Regions from separate parts of the Homo sapiens genome. Here region 1 is linked to region 2. The links are chromatin loops, found by intact Hi-C in ENCODE. Cell type or tissue: Caco-2. All regions are shown on one strand. Each heading gives the region's core, and the rest is flanking DNA. Links, peaks and the distances in the headings are about the cores only.

The links. A loop is a pair of places that touch in the nucleus more often than their neighbours do. Peaks named below come from ENCODE experiments on the same cell type or tissue, not always from the same donor. Only the 100,000 strongest peaks of a DNase experiment are listed, where the experiment ranks them.
Region 1: a loop joins it to region 2, with 2.7 times the contacts of the local background. A loop is called at or near these places in 2 of 110 quality-filtered maps.

What each region holds. Positions count from the first base shown.
Region 1 is chr2:78,346,729-78,357,228 of GRCh38, forward strand. No RefSeq gene overlaps it. Among named protein-coding and RNA genes, the nearest start is that of SNAR-H, 400 kb to the left of the region's middle. In Caco-2, for the core only: a CTCF peak has its summit at 4,684 (motif pointing right); no DNase peak of the experiment used is centred there.
Region 2 is chr2:78,537,555-78,548,054 of GRCh38, forward strand. It overlaps LOC124906027 (a long non-coding RNA gene), which reads right to left and starts at 4,336. Exons shown (of 3, transcript XR_007087117.1): 1 at 4,018-4,336. LOC105374820 (a long non-coding RNA gene) reads left to right here and starts at 7,977. Exons shown (of 4, transcript NR_136312.1): 1 at 7,977-8,043. In Caco-2, for the core only: a CTCF peak has its summit at 4,663 (motif pointing left); a DNase peak (open chromatin) is centred at 4,547; H3K4me3 peaks cover 1,294 bases.

The DNA of each region.
Region 1 (10,500 bases), core at 3,565-6,064, 190 kb before region 2:
TGGACTTACTGTTGTAGGCTTGAGGTTCAGATTTCTCCAGTCTGCTAAATGAGAAAACTGCAGTCTACTTTGCATTCGAGCTTCCAAAATTTTATTGTAGAATGTTATTTGTATATTATGTTTGTCATTATTTTATTCACTTTTGGTTGTTGCTAAGTTTTTACTGTTCTATTATTTTAGAAGAATTTCTTACATATAAGGCAACAAGAGTTTGGACTCAATACACCATTCTTAAACAAAAATCTTATCACCTCAATGTAATTTTAAAAACAAGTATTAGAAATTAATTACCATGTTTTGAGTACTTGCAATATTGTATAACTATCTAATGTAATATCAGATGTATTATTTAATTTGACCTTTATTATAAGCCCTGCAAATTACCATTATTGTAGTATTTGACAGTTGAAGAAATCATAGATGATAAAGAATTTGACCATAAGTCTGTCTGACTCAGGTCTTTTCTTTCTTATTTTTTCGTTTCTTATTCTTTCTTTCTTTCTTTATTTTGAAATAAAGTCTCGTTCTGTCTGCCAGGTGGGAGTGCAGTAGTACAATCACTGCAGCCTTGACTTCCTAGGCTTAAGCGGTCCTCCTACTTCTGCCTCCTAAGTAGTGAGGCTACAGGCATGTACCACCACACCTGGTTAATTGTTTCTAGTTTTTGTAGCTAGGGGGTCTTACTATGTCACCTAGGCTGGTCTCAAACTCCTGAGCTCAAGTGATTCACACCCCTCAGCTTCCCAAAGTGATGAGATTACAGGTGTGAGCCACCATGGTTGGTGACTCAAGCCTTCTCTAAAATTAAAAGCTGATACTTCCTTAAAAGCTTGTAATCCCTAACCTAACCATTTTTACAAGATATAGTGAGAGGTATCTTATGCTAAAAATATACAAGCAAAGCTAGAGGTTTATATGTCCATGGGAAATCACAGGTAGAATAGATTGAATCTAAATACAAAAGGGGACTGGGGAGTTCTTCCTAAATGTGATCTAAGCATAATATTTCAAAGGCCATGTAGATGATTAGATTACCCTCAACATTAAATATCAGACTAATTTAGCCTTTAAGATACACATTAAATATCATCTTCATAAACTCATTTCTCAAACTGAAATAACTTTCTCACTTTTTGAATATTCATGCTATTTTATATTTTTCTATTGATCAGTTTGAATTTGTACTTTCTTTCAAAACCACTAATACCTTGTACAGCATATACCTAAATGGTTGCCAAATATTTAAACAGCAAACTTTCTATTGTCATAATTGGAGGTCCTTAGTTATACAACAGAACTTGATATAGACTTGTGAATAACTTTATTATTCAGGCCTCAAATCTATGTGCATTCTCAGTATAAGCATCTAACCTCTCATAACATGGTCAAAGATATTAATCTATTTAGATGTTAGGATGTTAGGAACTTGGTAGAAGGTTTTTGTTTTTGTTTTTGTTTTCAGAGCACTCTAGGAAGCAGTAAATGTGCCTGGCATTTCAATGTGCATAAATCTGTGAAACATATAATAATAATATTTGGAACTGAAGATATAGAAATAGATGACAATTATTCATTTAACCTTTGAGTTTTCAGCAACTTGAGAATGACAGACAAATTAATTTATGAGTTCAGATGCAGAAGGTTAAGCATCTGACATAGACTAATGTGAACATTCAAAGATCAATAGAGCATCACTAGCTGAAATAATAAAATCAGAAGATTCAAATCAGATTCAGACCTAAGCTATTCCCATTACTTGTGCTGGAATTGTGGTAATTATATCTGTACATAACTTGTACTTTGTTACAGTTAAAATATATATTTTGAATATGTCTGTATGTATGTTATACATATATTACAATATATAATATTTTATAATCATCTTTATATATAATTATTTGATTGAATTTATAAAGTTCTGAGCAAAGAAATAAGTTAAAGAGAAGTACTTAAGTGAGCTTCAGTTAACATACAATTACATCAACCTCCTGATGTGCAGGTAAAGGTAGATGTTACGACTTACAGAATATTACCTTAGCAAGGTCAGTCCTTTTGTCATTGTTTTTGAAGTTGTACCTACAAGAAAAAGAGTATGCAATGGAATGCATACAAAGCAGAAAAATGTACAAATACACACACTTATTATGCCTGATATATATGTACATTTTAAGAAATATAGCAGAGAATGTTCACTATAAATGTCTCACCTTACACATACTTCTCTCTTTAACAAGAAATGACCACATTATTATTTCATATTAAATCTGATGAGTCCAGGAATTTCATAAATTACCAAGTCCACAAATGAATCTTACAAGTGAATAACCAAGTAAATCTAATTATGTATATACAAGAAATATGTATGAAGAACCATATTCATGTGAGAAACTCACAGTAGAAATAAATAAAAATTATTTTTATTTACAGGAGTATAAAACTAGAGGGAAATCAGACAAAGCAGACAATTTGAAGTAAAATAGAAGTCTATTTTAAGACTAAAGTAATAAATGTTAAGGCTGAAGTAATAAAAAGACATCTTGTTGGAAGTGAACTGGAGTGAGAATAATATTAGATAAATCATAGTCAAGATTTTAGGCTATAGAAAATACCTGGCGTGATTGCTATGCAGCATAATCAATTGTTTTTTTCTTCAGAGATAGGATCTTGCTCTGTCTCCCAGGCTGGAGTGCAGTATTGCAATCATAGCTCACTGTAATTTTGAACACCTAGGCTCAAGTGAACCTCTCACTTCAGCCTCTCAAGTAGCCAGAACTACAGGTGCACCCCACCATATGCGACTAATTTTTTTTTTTTTTTTTTTTTTTGAGACAGGGTCTTGTCATGTTCCTTATACTGGTCTTGAACTCCTGACCTCAAGTGATCCTCTCACCATGGCCTGCCAAAGCAATGGGATTATAGGCATAAACCACTGCACCTAGTTGAAAATACTGTTATTTAAACATAAATTAATGCATTCACTTCTTCAATATGAAGATGGGGTAGAGCAGTGAGTTTATTTCAGTAGTTGTTGGCTTTTTTACTTAAGAGATTTTAAAACATTTGTTTAAAAAAAAATCAGCAAACGTGTTAGTGTGGAAGAGATTTCAGCGGAATTTACAACTGATTTTAATAAAGTAACAAATTTTTATTACCTTCTATGAACCGAGACTTGACTTTGGTGGAAAGGAGCCTCTGAATTTGAGGAAAAGAAGGATAATTTAAGTCACAGTACCAATAACAACAAAATACTTTTTTTAAAAAAAGTATAAGCATGATTGAAGTAGGCCTGAACAAAATGTTGTCAGGTAGGAGCCCCACATCAATGAGGGACAAACTGATGAGACATTAATGTAGGTAAAATACACTATTACTCCAGAATCTTCAAGACACAAAGGCACGGGATTGCACAATGTACATAATGCCACTTTGAATAGCAGATATAATTGGGTATGGGGAGATAAATGTGGGATTCTCAACATAAGTTCTTTAGGACCAAAAAAGTACTCAGAGAGGTAATTCAAATAAAAAGTTTTGACAAAGTGCTGGAGACATACTGTTAAATTAGTTGTGAGTCAGAGTATACAAAAGAAGCACCAAAGTTGACACATTTTAGAATTTTGGCCATGAAAGGAAATAAAGACAATTATGCTTGAGGTAAAAAGTTTCTTGTTGCTTCTTGCTTGCTTTTTTGGTTGGCTGGCTTGATTTGTTTTCAACTGTGGAGGAGACATTTTTAAAGCAGAAAAAAAAAAGACATCAAGTGAAAGGCAAATGATTGAAAAGTCTGGAAAGAGAATGTGTAATTGATAGAGCAAGTTCCCTGAAGAGATAGTTGGAGGTGGGGTCAAGAGACTAGGCAGAAAGTTTAGCCTTAGAAAGAGGAAGGTTATATGAATGAGGGCTTACTTTGGGGTTGAGAGGGAAATGACTACAGTGGTAAATAAGGCGGAATCAGGATGACTGTCATTTCAGTAAGAATTTATTGAACGCATAACTTTGTTCTCAGCACTATTGGCACTGTACAAATTCCAGGGAAGACTTCAGAGAAATCGAAGATGCATTATGCCCTTAAAGTGTTTTCTAGTTATAATCTCAACCTTTTGGAGAGTTGAAATGGTAGAGATGAGAGAAGTTATGGTTATTCGGAAGAGATCATAATTCAGATATTTGATTCAGTAGATGCAAGAAAAGAAAAATTGTTCTGAAAAGTAAAGGTCTTAAGGAAAACTTAGCCTTAAAAATAGTCTAACAGGGAGAGAGAGCTTTACTTTTCATATTATTTACGTCTTATATCTTATAAAGTCAAGGAATATGACAGGGCTTTTCAGATGAATAGCCCTTTTTCCTCTCAAATCAAAATTTTCCATTTTGGAATAGATAACATATAAAGTAAACATAAAATGATGGTAACGTGGGACTTTTCTAATTTCTATAGCATGACAAAAATGAATACTGGACCAAAGGTATCTTGTGTCTTTTGCTTTTTAATAATAGAGTTTACATCATAATTGTGTAAGGTAAAACTACATGTATATACAAATATTTGCATCTTTTCTAAAAGAAATAGATGTAAACATATTTGTCGCATTTTATTACGGACCTTAGCCTCACTACTCTCATTTATATTAAAATTTAAATATAGTAACCTTGTAAGACTCACTTAAAGCCACCAGATGTCACTGTTTTAGATATGATACCTCCATCACTATTCATATGCCCTAGGTATAAAGAAATTACTAAACTTTCTAGTAAAATTATTTTCAAGCAAAATCATGACAAGCATAATTATGTTAGAATCTTATTAAAGGTCACCCCCAAAACTGTACGTGATACTTATACACATATGTCAGGAAAATATCCTCTGGGACATTATGGTTATACGATCATCTCAATTTTAATAGCTTTATAGTCAGGGATTCCATCTCATTCTTTGCCTTTTTTTTTTTTTTTTTTTTTTTTGAGATAGGGTCTCACTTTGTCACCTAGGCTGGAGTGCAGTGGTGCTATCAGAGCTCACTGCAGCCTTGACTTCCCCTGCCTCCAATGCTCCAGTGATCCTCCCACCTCAGCCCTCTAAGTAGCTGGGACTGCAGGTATGCACCACCACGCTGACTAATTTTTTTAATGTTTTGTAGAGATGAGGTCTCACTATATTTCTCAGGCTGGTCTTGAACTCTTGGGCTCAAGCTATCCTCCCAACTTGGCCTCCCAAAATGTGTCTTTTATCTTAGAGACTATTTATAATAATTAGTTCATTGTACGTAATTAACAAACACTTTAAAATACTAGAATATTAGAGTTGGAAACCATTTTAAGGACTGTTCAGAACAATTCACTCTTTTACACATAGTAAACATAAAGGAGAGAGATACATGACTGTTCTAAAGGCAAAGAGATATGAAAATGAAAATATTCAGCTAGTTAATATTCTTGACTATTTTTCTTATATAATATCACTTAATGATAAATTACTTTTTATGAGAACTGTAACGTGTGACCACAAGAAAATAAGATAAAGACAGTTAAAACATTTATAGATGTCATTAATATTTTTCAAAGTTCATAAATATGGCTTAAAGAGATGTATTTCTCATTTTTTATTATGAAAAAACTATATAGAACAAGAAGGAAAAATGTACAAAACTAGAAAAGACAAAGATATTGAGCATGGTTAACATTTTGTTCTATATAATTCTTGTAATTTTTCAGGATTTTATATATATATATACATTACTTAGGTGGTTGTAACATTCATATACATAACATACACTGTTTAAATATCTACTTTTGCTAAATAACAATATGACTACTTGCTCATGTTACCAATCTGGTCAAACCATCAACATCTCAGCCTCCTACCATTGACTAACTTATTCTATCAGGTAGGTAATTGTCTTTGGTCTTGCCATCAGCTGGGGAAATTGGTGTCTATGAGAATTGCCGAGCCAATGCTTTAAATGGAACTATTCAATTCCGGTAAACATTACTTCCATTCTACTCATTCACATGATCATATTTTGAGTCATTAGATAATCCTAAAATGTCTAAATCCAAAATATCAAATTCAGACATCTATTTTCTAAACGCGTCTTTCCACACATCCATCCATCACCCATTTGTTCTGAAGCAGCTAGGTCATCCAAGCAAGGGGGTTGCTCATTCCCTGATCTCTGCCTTTCTCCGAGTCAAACTCTCCTATTTTAATGTCCATGCCTACATTTGGAACATTGGTTTATACAAAGCTTAACAACCCTTGTGTGAATATACAACTTTTTGCCCTATTTCTCTTTTCTTTATATTCACCAGCAAACTTCTAGCCCTGGATCAACTTATTTGTCAGACACTCCATCTATGATTTCTCAAGATTCTGGAGAAAAGCAAGCAACCATGCACACTGGGTAACAACAACTTGATGGCCTACAGTTAGAGTTGAGCTGGGAATGTAGTATTTCAATATTTGTATGGTCTTTGGGTCATTTTCATCTCTTTCTATCCAGAGAAATATTTCAAACCGCCCTTGTGGATTGACACTGTGTCTCTCTCTCAAAAAAAACAGTAGACTGAAAAAAAAAAAAAAATGAGATCACTTCCTGAGACTGCCATGCTAATTCCCTATGTAAGTAGGTCAGAAAAGGGAAGATACTGGGCAGACAGTTAAAAGCTATTTTCTTGATGAGTTCTCAGTCCTACTGCTTGAGAATGATTCATCATGACTCTCAGTTCTTCCCTTCTAGGACCTTGGCTCTAACTTCTTAAATTATCCATGATTTTTCATAAAAAATTATTTTGTATTTGCAGCTAAGTTGTTTTCTCAACTGTCTTCATGCCCATAGAAGTCTGGGGACTCAAAGTTCTCTTTTCATTTTGTAATATCTCTTTCCCTTAAGTCCTACAGTTGGGCAAAATCATCTAACACAAAGGCTATTTTACAATAGTGTTGAATATGTTGTGTAATTTATTGAATACCATACTGAAAATGAAAAACAAAATGGTTTTATGGGGATCAGAGTACAATTCTACGGAATATGTTTCACTTTCATACCATCATAAAGCTGAAAAATCACAAGTTGAACCCTCAAGGAGTCAGAGACCATCTTTAATTTTGAGACAGTTTTGAAAACCTAGACTAAACATGGGAAAAGTGAAAATACACTAACTGGATTCTACTAACAAGAAATTGACCCAGATAGTAATGCATAGAAAAACCAATAAAATATATGAGAGGTTTTAAAAGGCAATGGGAAATTATTAACACATTTTTTAATAAATTATGGGAGGAGTTTCAAGAAAAAATAAAGGTAATGGCAGATTAAACACTCAAAGATCCAATAACTAAGAATATCTGAATTGATAAAAAATGAGTTCATAGATGGAATATTTATTAAAAGTGCCAACAAAGATGTATGAAAATAAACTCATACCTAGATAAAAAGGAGTGAAACTGCGAGTATCAATGTTAGACAGAAAATATTGAAACTACCTGAAAAAAGCAAAATGATATATAAAGACACAATATTAGGCTAATTACAGAATAATCACAGAATAATAACAGAATAAACAATTCCAGATACAAAAAAAATGAGTATTGTCTTCAAAATGTTGAATGAAAGTAACTATCACTTCAAATTATATATTCAGCCAAATGTATTAATCAAGGTGCATATTTTCAGACATAAAAAAGCTAACAAAATGTATTACCTTCAAAACCTTGATGAAGTATTTAGTGTAGAATATATTTATAGAGAATAAAAAATGAAGACAGAAAGATAAAATGAGAAATTAAAAACAACATGTGAAAATAAATTCAATATAACACACTAAATCTATTTATTGACTACAGAAATGTATTTTGTGTTTATAAAGCGGAAATTACAATTTTATATATCACAAACTCTAGGATGGGGAATTCATGGAATAAATAAGCTGTATTAAAGTACATGACTAGGTTTGTGTACAAAGTCAAAGGAAACCAGAGTAAAAATAAAGGAGATGTGTGAATAAAGAATATAAAGGCAAGAAGAGAAAAAAAAGATATGATAAAAATGTATGGCAAAATGAAAATTATGACTTAGTGTGGTGATATTTCTTAAGTGAGCACAGTGTTTCTTTTCTTTTTAAATATTTAATAGACATGTATGCCTCTTTATGTTTTCCCTCTGGCTTTAAAACGACTTCATTGAGACTTGAGTAAGTTAATAAAGACTTTGTAAAAGGTTTGGGAATGGCAGTCTTTCCTGATCATAATGCAACTTAATTAGATGTCAGTCACTCTTTTTAAAAGACTGCTTTTGGCTTTTAAAAGCTGGGGTTGAAAATTGACTCAGCATTATGCTAGTACTGTTTTGTGTATGTGTCAACAACTTCTTCCAACATTCCCTATAGTTCGCTGAGATCTCCTGAATCTATGTCCCATACATTTTCTGTTCAGTCCTTAACTTTAATATCTCCCATCTACTTAATTTGGCTTTACAACAATAATGTTTCACATGTTTGAAATCCTATTCTTCCATATTGTTGTTTCAGACTCCATAGGCAGGATGAGTAATTTAAACGCAACCTAACTAAAGGACATATATTCTACCTCAAATTCTGTAATAAACTCAGTGTGTGTGTGTGTGTGTGTGTGTGTATTTGACTTAGGAGCCCTGATATTTAAATGAATGAATTCTGAATCTATAAATGTCCAGACAGAAATGGGTAGTGATCCACATGATTTAGTAAAGCCTCAAATGATTCTACTGTTTTCAGAACTCCTATTTTATTATCAACTGCAATGTAATGTGTAAAATAAGTGTACAAGTCATTATCTAACTCCAATAGATGACCCCAGATCTTCAAGAAATGCATTATATTATTCTCCAAAGCATGTGACTGAATTGAAGCTGCCTAGATATGAGTTAAAAACAGAAAACAGCAGTAACTTTACAAATTTTGAGAGATAGCAGAGTGGCAAGATAATTGGATTTGGGATTATAAAACATGTCACCCCCACTCTGCCAGTTAGCTGTTGTGGACATTGAATAAAATCCCCTGAACCTTGGTTTCCTAACTTATATAGTGAAATACTGGCAATACCTACTTTGTGTTTCTCAGTTTTGCTGAGAAGGTCAACTGAGAGAACATGAATGAAAATATTTTGTCAACGAGACATTAATAGTAGCATAGTGGGAAAGAGTGAATGCTAAGAGTGAATGCTATGGACTCAGGCTCCTTGTTTTACAAAGCAGCTCAACCACTCTGATCAGGGCAAGAGACACAACCTCTTTAGGAGCTGGGCTTCTTGTGTAAATGTACTTACCTTAAAGAATCAGTGAGGTCATGGACTGAAAAATTGAAAACTTTCATATCAAGTACTAGATGTGTACCCTGGAAAGCACTCTGTGGCCAGGCATGGCAATGTGAGGGCAACTTGCACATAATAGCTGTACTGTGCGTGCTCAACTTGGGCACCAGGCCAAGGACTCCTCTCCATTTACGTTGACAGACATGTGTGTGTGTTGATCTGCTTTTTATATTTCCTTGCATCACAGTGGTTTGGCCTGAGAGTCAGGTTTGTGAATTAATGTAGGGGGAGATAAATAGAGCTTTGTCATGTTTAGTCTAAGACTGCTTAGGAGTTTAGCATATGAAGAAGTCCCAGATGGTTCAACCTGCTTAACGTAGCTTTATCTCAGACTTCGGAGCCAAAAACTCCAGCTAATAATGTATCATTTTGCATTGCTTGGATAATATATCTATCATCCCCCAAAACTGTACAGGAGGTTTCTTATTTTGAAATGGAATTTGTATATTCTAAACTTCTCCTGGCAAAGCTAGAGAAGGGACATATATATAGTCCCTTGAAAAGAACTCATTATCTGGACTCCTGGAAACTCCTGTACTTCTCACATTCATTTCTCTCTCCTGAAACTCTCTTCTCTCCCTAAACTCATTGTTTGGTGTCTGGTGAGATCCTCTCTTAGTTTCCAAGATGTCATCTTATTGCTGTGTCCTCACATGGCAGAAGGGGCCAATGCTGTGTCTCCAAGAAGATCATAGGAGCTAGCTAGTTCCCTGCACCTCTTTCAAGAGGGAACTAATTCGTTCATGAGGGTTGAGGCCTCGTGATTCAATCACCACCTAACGGACCCCTCAATTGCCTTAATACAATTGCCTTGGGGATTAAGTTTTTGACATAAGAATTTTAGACAGATAAATACATTCAAACTATAGCAAACATTACACAGTACTCCTATTTAAGCTTTTGTATTGGGCTTCAGGGACACACCTGCCAGTTGCCTGCCAATAACATTTACATCCTCATTCTTTAATTACAGAATCTACAACTTATTTAGAAATGCAAAAACCTAGCTAAAAGACGGCATTTCTGTGCTTCACCAGCAGCAACGTATGGCATGAAACTACCTTCAGACCAATGAGATCTAAGCAGAAATGTGTGGGATTTGGGGAAAACCCACATGCAAGACACTAAGTTGGGAAGTGTGCTATTGTGTTTCTCCT
Region 2 (10,500 bases), core at 3,178-5,677:
AAAAAGCCCAGAAATAGAACCACATAAATATGGTCAAACAAATTTTGAAAAAGAAAAGCAACAATTAAATATAGAAAGGACTGTTTTTTTCAACAAATGGTGCTGGAGCAATTGAAAAATTATGGGAAGTAAAAGAAAGAGCCTCAACCTAAAAACCTCACACTTCGTGTAAAAATTAACTCAAGGCCGGGCCTGGTGGCTCACCACTGTAATCTCTGCACTTTGGGAGGCCGAGCCAGGTGGATCACGAGGTCAGGAATTTGAGACCACCCTGGCTAACCCAGTGAAACCCTGTCTCTACTAAAAATACAAAAAATTAGCCGGGCGCAGTGGCAAGCGCCTGTGGTCCCAGCTACTCCGGAGGCTGAGGCAGGAGAATGGCGTGAACCCAGGAGGCGGAGCTTGCAGTGAGCGGAGATCGCGCCATTGCACTCCAGCCTGGGCGACAGAGCAAGACTCCCATCTCAAAAAAAAAAAAAATAAAAAATAACTCAAAATAGATCATGGGCTTAAAAGTGAAATGTAAAGTTATAAACTTTTTAGGAAAAAAAAGAGAAAATCTTTGTAGCTTAGATTTAGAAAAGATGTATTAGACTTAACACCAAAAGCATGATTCAAAAAAGGAAAATGTAATAATCACAATTAAGATTAACACTTTTAATTCTTCAAAAGATTCTGTGAAGATGAAAAATAAGCTATAGACAGAGAAAACATTTGCAAATTACACTAGCAAGAAAGCACTTGATTTAGAATATATGAAGTTCAAAACTCAGCAATAAAAACATAATCTAATTTAAAATTATGCAGAAGCAGCAGACATTTCACTAAGAAGTATAAACAGATGACAACATGAAAAGATGTTCAACATCATTAGCCTCAGGGAATGCAAATCAATAGCCAAATGAGATATCACTATGTACATATCAGCATGACTAAATTAAAAATTAACAAATAAACAAAATATGATAACACCAAATGCTGATGAAGATGTAGGGGAACTGCATTACTCACATTTGCTAATGGAAATACAAAATCACATAGGCACTCTAGAAAAGAGTATGTCAGTTTCTTACAAACTAAGCATGCGCTTACCACACAACCCAGAACTGTACTCCTTCACATTTGTATCAGAGACAGAAAAACTGATGTTTACACAAAAAACTGTATATAACTAATGCCCATAGTCACTTTATTCATAATAGCTCCAAAATGGAAGCAACTCAAATGTCCACCAGGTAAATGGTTAAACAAAATGTGGTACAATCACACCACAGAATACACACTAATTAGCAATAAGAAGAAACAGACCAACTTGTGTATAAAGATAATTCTACTGAGTAAAAATCTCCAATCATAAGGTTAGATATACCTGTTCGATTTATAGAACATTTTTGAAGTTACAAAATTAGAGAGAAAAGGAAGAGATATGATATTTCCAGGGATTATGAACTGGAGAAGGAAATGATGGAAGGAAGATGGATGTTTCTGTAAAAGTATAGCAGGAAAGATCCCTGAAATGAAACTATCTGTTCTGTATCTTGACTGTGGTTGTCACGTGAATCTTCACATCCGATAAAATTGAATAGAAATAAATATATGCACATACAGATATGTGCACACAAGCACATGAATTACACAAATCAGTGCTTGTAAAACTGTGGATTCTAAATAATGTTGGTGCCTTTTATCCATATTAATTTGCTGATTTCGCTATGCTTATGTAAAATATTACCACAGAAAAAACCCGGTGAAGGGTATGCAGAATCTTATTATTTATTACAACTCTACATGAACCTATGATTCTCTCAAAACATTTTTCTTGAGGCGGGCAAATCACCTGAGGTCAGGAGCTCGAGACTAGCCTGGCCAACATGGCGAAACCCTGTCTTTACTAAAAATACAAAAATTAGCCTGGCGTGGTGGTGCACACCTGTAGTCTCACCTATTTGGGAGACTAAGGTGGGAGAATCGCTTGAACCCAGGAAGCAGAGGTTTCAGTGAGCTGAGATGGTGCCACTGCACTCCAGCCTGGGCAACAGAGCAAGATTCTGTCTCAATTAAAAAAAAAAATTCTAAAATAAGGCAAAATAAGATGAATGAGACTAATTCACTTTTAAAAACATTAACTGGTAAATTATTTTTAAAATTTTAACTTGCAAGGGAATTCTACCTTCCATCCCAGGTTGGAAGAAGCATTACTCCCATCTTCACAGCCATGAAGACCTAGACAAAGAGCTGGATTAAATTCAAATTATGACTTTTTTTTAATCTAACAAAAAGAAGCTGAGGTACCATAACAACCAGCAACCCAAAACCTAAGGAGGTGTCTGCATGGGGAGAGAGAAGAGAGGATGTGCACATCTGGAGTAAATGCAACCAGTTACGGGTATGAACAGTTAGAATATAGAATAATTGAAAAAAATGAGTGAAAATGGAGTGCAGGCTGATGCAGAAATATGAAATACCTAGGATGCAGGCAAACAAACAAACAAGCAAACAAACTGGGGCAATATGTAACCTCTTTTAGGTTGTTTTCCTCCATGAACTCCATTGGATGCTTACAGAAAATACTATTCAAAAAAAAAAAAAAAAGCTCTAAGTAGCAGGACAGACCTGGAAGACAAAAAGAACACACCTATGCAAAAGCAGCAAAAAATTTTGCCTGGATTTTCTTCACTATCCCCACCATGAAACAAAAGCCTCAATCTATAGGGGAAAACCTATAAGGACATTGGTGAAATCTCATTGAATAAGGGATAAAGGAACAAGAAAAAGAAATTTGTAGTCCTGTGGGAGAAACAGGATTACGCACTGACCCCGTATCTGCAGCCATAGAAGGGGCAGAGTTAAAGAAGTCCCTAAACACAAGAAAACAGTGCATGCCTAAGACAGAGGTTCAACCAGAACAACAGAGATCACAGCTTATTTCTTCCTACCACTAGGCTATCTAGCTTTTTGAAAAACAAGTAACAGTAGACTTCTACTGGGGGAAGTATAGGAGAAGCACAAGTACATTTGAGTATATTTATGTAATCTCTATTTTAATCCATTGATCTATCATTCTATCTCACACTGTCTGTTTTACTGCAGGTTTTTAGTAAGGCTTAAAATCCAGTATTGTGATTTCTCCAACTGTATTCTTCTTTCCAAAATTGTTCATCTTTTGGAGTTCCTTTACTTTTGCATATAAACTTTTGATTTACCATGTCAATATCAATGAAACCACCTACTGGGACCTTGATTAGACTAACTTTAAGTTCATAAACTGATTTGAGGAGAATAGACTTCTTTATTACGCTGAGACTTCGAAACTGGGAACCTGTTATGTCTCTGCATTTATTTAGGTCTTTGATTACTTTCATCAATATTGCATAGTTTTCAGCTGACAGATCTTGTACATTTTCTGTGAGATTTGTATTTCATATTTTCACAACTATTCTTGTTATATTTCAGAGCTATTCTAAATAATACTGACATTTTAGTTTCTAATTGCTTATTATGTCAAAATTATTATATGTGGAAATGCAATTGATTCCTGTATGCCAAACTTGTAACTTGTGATCTTATTATTCTCTTATTAGTTTTAGGACATTTTTTAGAAAAAAAAAAACACTGAAAGTTTATAATAGATAATCATGTCATGAGTGAAGAGAAATCATTGTGTTTTTTTTTTCAAATATATGTGCCATTCACTTTGGGTCCATCATGGCGGACGGCATGCAGAACTAGATTGAAGCTCTGACTCTGACAGACAGAGCAGTGTGCGGGGGTTCGCATAGTGTATTTTAGCTCCAGAACGATTACAGGAATAAATCAGGAATCCTAAGAGGACCTACAGACCCTCTAAGGAAGCAGACTGTTTCTGCAGGACCCGGAAGACACCACAAATACTGTGAGTGCCCAAACTGCGGAAGTGGGAAAGGGAGAGCTTTTGCCCTCCCCAACCATCCCAAACCAACACACACACCTCCTGGGTAAATAGAAGGTCTAGTTTGCAGGAGAAGATTCTGGCCTTACCTGGAGCTGAATCCATTTAGAGAGCCCAGCGAAATACAGGGGTAGAGGAAGCAGCGGGAAAGGCCCTGGGAGCTAGCTGGTCTCCAACCAGGCCATTCCTGCCTGGCATCACAGGAATTCTTCGGGAGGGCAGCCAGTGGTATGGGGAAAACGCCGCAGGTAAAAGCAAATCTCTAGCTGAACTTTGTAACAATTTGAACCAGCTGAAAAGCCTCCCTTTTGTTTAGCAGCTGGGAGGCGGGTAACCTGGGGCAAGTTCTCAGCTCTGCGCACTGCCTGCCTAGTGCTGTTAATGGCGGCAGGGTGGCTGGGTGAGGCCGGTGACTGCTGGCTTTCTCACACTTCCTGACAATCTGCATGACTCAGCAGAGGCAGCCATAATCCTCCTAGGTACACAACTCCATTGACCTAGGAACCTCCCCTCCAACCCCGAGAGCAGCTGCAGCAGGTCCTGCCCAAGGAGAGTGTGAGGTCGGCCACGCCTAGCCCCGCCTAGCCCCGCCCCCACCTGATGGTCCTTCCCTACCCACCCTGGTAACTGAACACAAAGGCCATATACTCTTGGGAATTCTAGGGCCCCACTCACTGCCGGTTCCTCTCCAGACTACCATAGCTGATGCTCTCTGGAAAGCGCCACCTCCAGGTAAGGAGGCCAACCAGCACAAAAATAGAGCATTAAACCACCAAAGCTAAGAACCCTCACAGAGTCCATCCCATTCCCCTGCCACCTCCACTGGAACAGGTACTGGTGTCCATGGCCGAGAGACCCACAGACAGTTCACATTACAGAACTCTTTGCAGACAACCCCCAGTACCAGTCCTGGAGCCTGGTAAACTTGCTGGGTCTTGGCTCTTAGGAAGCCACATCCATAGGAAAATTGGGAGAGTACTACGCCAAGGGAACACCCTGTGAGACAAAAGAATCTGAACAGCCTTCACCCCTTGACCTTCCCTCTGACAGAGCCTACCCAAATGAGAAGGAACAAGTAAACCAACTCTGATAATGACAAAACAAGGCTCTTTAACATCCACCCCCGCCCCAAATCACACTAACTCACCAGCAATGGATCCAAACCAAGAAGAAATCCCTGATTTACCTGCAGAAGAATTCAAGAGGTTAGTTATTAAGCTAATCAGGGAGGCACCAGAGAAAGGCGAAGCCCAGTGCAAGGAAATCTAAAAAACGAAACAAGAAGTGAAGGGAGAAATATTCAAGGAAATAGATAGCATAAAGAAAAAACAATGAAAACTTCAGGAAACATGGGATACACTTATAGAAGTGCAAAATGTTCTGTTAGGTCTTAGCAATAGAATTGAACAAGTAGAAGAGAGAAATTCAGAGCTCGAAGACAATGTCTTCAAATTAGCCCAATCCAACATCGACAAAGAAAAACGAATAAGAAAATATGAACAAAGCTTTCAAAGAGCCTGGGATTATGTTAAACAACCAAAACTAGGGACCTAAAGTGTTCCTGAGGAAGAAGAGAAATCTAAAATTTTGGAAAACATATTTGGGGAATAATCAAGGAAAACTTCCCCAGCCTTGCTAGAGACCTAGACATCCAAATACAAGAAGCACGAGGAACACCTTGGAAATTCATCTCAAATATATGTGCCATTTTACTTATTTTTCTTGCCTTATTATGCTGGCTAGGATTTCCAGTATAATGCTTAATATCAATGATGAGAGTAGACATTCATGGTTTTTTTTTTTTTTCTGATCTTAAGAGAAAACTTTCAGTACTTCATTATTAAATATGAGGTTAGGTAGGTTAAGTAAATTTTGTAAACATTCTATTATGTTCCAAGTTTACTGGCAGCTTTTAACATGAACAGATGTTAAATTTTCTCAAATGCTATTTCTCTATCAACTAATATAATCACATTTTTATTTGTTTTATACTGATGATATAATGTATTACATTGATATATTTTTTGAATATTGAACCAGTTATTATTGCTACAATAAAACCTACTTGGTTATGGTATAATATTCTTTTTATATATTGCTGTATTCAGTTTGCTAATATTTTTTGAGGATTTTCAGATCTATGTTCATGATGAAAATTTGTCTGTTTGTATGTTCATTTTCTTGTACTATCTTCCATCTGGTTTTGATATCACAGCTATTCTTGACTCAGAAATTGGAAAGGTCTTCTTCCTGTTCATTTTTTAACTTTTTTGGAGTTGACTTTTTTCTTTAAATGCTTGATATTACTTCCCAGTGACATGACTTGTGCATAAAATGTCCTTTCCCATACCATTTTAACCATTATTTTAAGTTTCTTAATAAGTTTACTTTTGAGTAAATTTTGATAGCTTTCTGGTATGATTTGAATGTTTTGTCCCTCTGTAACTCATGTTGAAACTTGATCTCTAATGTAACAGTATTAAGAGATGGGGCATTTAAGAAGTTGTGTCATGAGGATTCTACCCTCATAAATGGATTCATGTATTCATGGATTAATAGATTAATGGATAAGTGGATTAATGAGTTACCATGGGAGCAGGTCCATTATAACAACCAGTTTGGCTCTCAGTGCACCTCTCTCACCCTGTGATGCCCTGTGTCAGGTAATGATGCAGCACCAGGCCCTCACCAGAAGCTGACCAGATGTGGCTGCCCAATCTTGGACTTCTCAGCCTCCAGAACTCTAAGAAACATTTTCTTTATAAATTAATTAGTCTTAGGAATTCAGTGATAGCAACAGAAGGGACGAAGACACTTTTCCCTTTCATGAAGTTGGTCCATGTCATCTGAGTTGTAAATATTTTTGTTCATAGAGTTTTCTTCCAGCATCTTCTTATTAATTTTTTAACCTTTGCATGGTCTGTAGTAGTATTCACTGTTTTATTTCTAATATTGACAAAAATGTATGTCTTCTGTCATTTTATTCTTTATCAGACTAGTTAGAAGTTTATCAATTTTGTCATTTTTCCCATTAACCATCTTTTTGTAGTTTTATTCATTTTGTGTGTGTGTTCTGCTATTAATTTCATTGCTCTCTGCTCCTATTTTTATTTCTTTTCTTCTGATTTCTTTAGAATTACTGTTTTTAATTTTTCAAGTTTCCTTAGAAAAGCTTTGATTTTAGGTTTGAGACTTTCTTGTTTTCTAATATTAGCATTTATTCCAATAAACTTCCTTCTAAGCACTGCTTTTGATAATGTTGTATTTTAAATTTTATTCAGTTCAAAATATTGTCTAATATCTATTGAGATTTCCTATTTAAGCTTTTAAATAACTTTGAAATATATTTTTAGATTTCCAAATATTTGCAGATTTTCCAGATTTAATTTGCAGATTAAATCTGCAGATCCAGATTTGCAGATTTAATTTCATTATGATCAAGGAACATACTTGTGTGCTTTCAATTGTTTTACATAAGGTTTCATTATCTTTTACAAGATGATGATTAATACTAATGAATGATTTCATACCAACTTGAAAATAATGTCTATTCTACTGTCATTTGGTAGTGTCCTATAAATGCCAATTATATCCATTCGGTTTATGATACTGCTTAGCTATTCTATCTTCTTGAGGATTTTAAAATTTATTATTGTGTTGATAATTTAGAGAAGCATTTCAAACCTCCAACTACAGTTGTGGATTATACATTTCTACTCTGAGATTTCAAATACATGTGAAATATATATTTATATTTTCATGTATGTCAAATATATTTTTAAATATTTTCAAATTTTCTGGATTTCTTATTTTGTTTATTAATGTTTTCCTATTTTAACTTCTGTACCTTTAAATTTTAGTGTCTAATGAATAAGTCCACACCTACTATTATTCTTTCCTTTGTTTTATTCATTGAAACTTTAATTTTTTTCTAGATTGACATTGATATCCCTTTGTGATAGCACCCCCCCAAAAAATTGTATTGTATTTGATTGCCGTTGTATTCATTGCATAATTTTAATGCTAACAAATTGGATAAATTTTTCAGAAAGTGGGCAGATTGACATTTCTGGCAGAACCCTAGGAGCAGAAAAAAAATCTGAAAAACAAATAAGGTAACACCACCTATATTTTTATATGTTGCTTTTAGTGTCATGTGTGACTTAGTCTCATTTCCGGACAGGGAATTTATGAACTCTGTGTATGGGGGTAGACAGAGTAAGGCCGATAGTAAAGATTTTCTAGCATTCCAAAAATAATCCTGCATTTATCCTGATAAAAAATCCAGAAAAAGATCCTACCAGAAAAGAAAACTCCAGGCCAATATCCCTGATGAATACAGGTTCCAAATTTCTCAACAAAATACTAATAAACTGAATGTTACAGCATGTTAAAAGAATCATACGCCATGATGAAATGGGATTAATTTCTAAGATATACAAGGATGGTTCAACATAAAGATCAATCAATATAATACATCACATTTAACAGAACAAAGGAACAAAGAGAAAATTACATAATCACCTCAATAGATGCACAAAAAGCATTTCACAAAATTCAACCCTGTTCCTGATGATAAAAAGAAAGAAACACTCAACAAACTAGGAATAAAAGGAAATGCAAATTGAAACCACAGTGATATAATCACCTCAAACCTGTTAGGATGGCTACTATGAAAAAACAAAGGATAAATATTGTCAAGGATGTGAGGAAATTAAACCCCCTGTGTAGTTAGTGATAATGTAAAATTGAGCAGCTACTATGGAAAACAGTATGGAGGTTTCTCAAAAAATTAAAAATATAATTACCATGTGATCCAGCAATTCCATTTCTGGGTATTTATCCAAAATAATTGAAATCAGGCTCTCAAAGAAATATTTGCACTCCTACATTCATAGCAGCATTACTCAGAAATGCCAAGTGGTAGAAACACCTAAATGTCCTTTGAGAGATGAATGAATAAAGAAAATGTGATTTATATAGACAATGAGATATTATTCAAATGTAAAAAGAAGGAAATCATGTCATATGACACAACTGTATTACCCTTGAGGACATAACGTTAAGTGAAGTAAGCTAGTTAATAAAGGACAAATACTGCATGATCCCATTTATATGAGGTCAGACTACTATAAAGTAGTCAGACTCTTGAAACAGAAAGTACAATGGTGGTTGTCAGGATGGCAAAGTTTAGAGATGTCTTTTATAGAGTTGTGATTATAGTGTTACTGGCAGGTCTTTGTTCTTGTCCCGCTCTCAAGATAGGGGCAAGCCTTTTTTTCTCTCACCTTGGGTTCTTGGCCTCACGGATTCCAAGGAATGGATCCTTGGGCTGTGTGGTGAGTGTTACAGCTCTATTAGAAGCAGTGGGTGACCAAAGAGAACCGTGGAACCCAGCGACTAGTGTTCAGCTCGATTAGGACAAACCCGGGCACTTAGCTGCGCTGGAACAATGGCGAGCCTCTAGCCCAATCGGGAGCAGCAATGGGCGCCTTGCTGGATCAGAAGTGCAGCGGACACCCTGCCAGATCCAGAGGGGTGGAAGTCAACGGGGGATCTGTGATGGCGGCATTCAGCAGTGGTTGACAGCAAGTGAAAGCTCAGCTCAAGCCGGAACAAACACAGACCGGAAGAGTGTGCAGTTGCAAGATTTAATAGAGTAAAAACAAAGCTCCCAAAATATGGGAGGGGACCCAAAGGGGTTGCCACCACCAGCTCAAATGCCGGAGGTTTATATCCCAATCATTGCCTCCCCCTGTGCTCTCAGGTGATAGATGATTTGATTATTTCCTTACCTCCTGCTTTTAGCCTAATTGGTATTTTAGTGAGCTCTCCTTCCTACCTGACTGGTCGGGTGTGAGCTGAGTTACAAGCCCTGTGTTTAAAGGTGAGTGTGGTCACCTTCCCCAGCTAGACTCAGGAATTTTTAGTTGGCCTAGGAAATCCAGCTAGTCCTGTCTCTCAATAGTATAGAATACTCTACTGTACACTTAAAATTTTGTTAAGATGGGAGATCTCATGTTACATTTTTGTAACTACAATAATATTTTTAACCACAATAATAACAAGCATAATTATGAAAGAAAAAAATAGCAAAAATATGGAGTGTGACAGGCAGAATACTAAAAGTGCACTTCCCATCCAGTTCAATATCCCATGCCTTAATATCTAGAACCTATGACTATGATGATATATTGCTCTCATGATTATCGTATATGGAACAGTTGACTTTAAAATAGCCAGATTGTCTGGGTGGATTAATTTAATCACATGAGCCCTAAGAGCAGAATGCCTTCTCTAGCTGGGAGCAGAAAATTAATCAGAGATTTAAAGCATGAGGGAGATTCTACCCACCGTTGGTGGTTTTGAAGCTGGTGGGAGACACATGCTAAGAAATGCAGGTAGACTGCAGAAGCTATGGACAGCCCCCAGATGAAAGCAAGCAAGGAAATGGAGAGTTCAGTCCTACAGAGGCAGGAAACTGAATTCAGCACACAATCCAATGAGTTTGAAGGCAGATTACTCAACAAAATCTCCAGATAATAGCCCAGTCCCATCAATACCTCGATTTT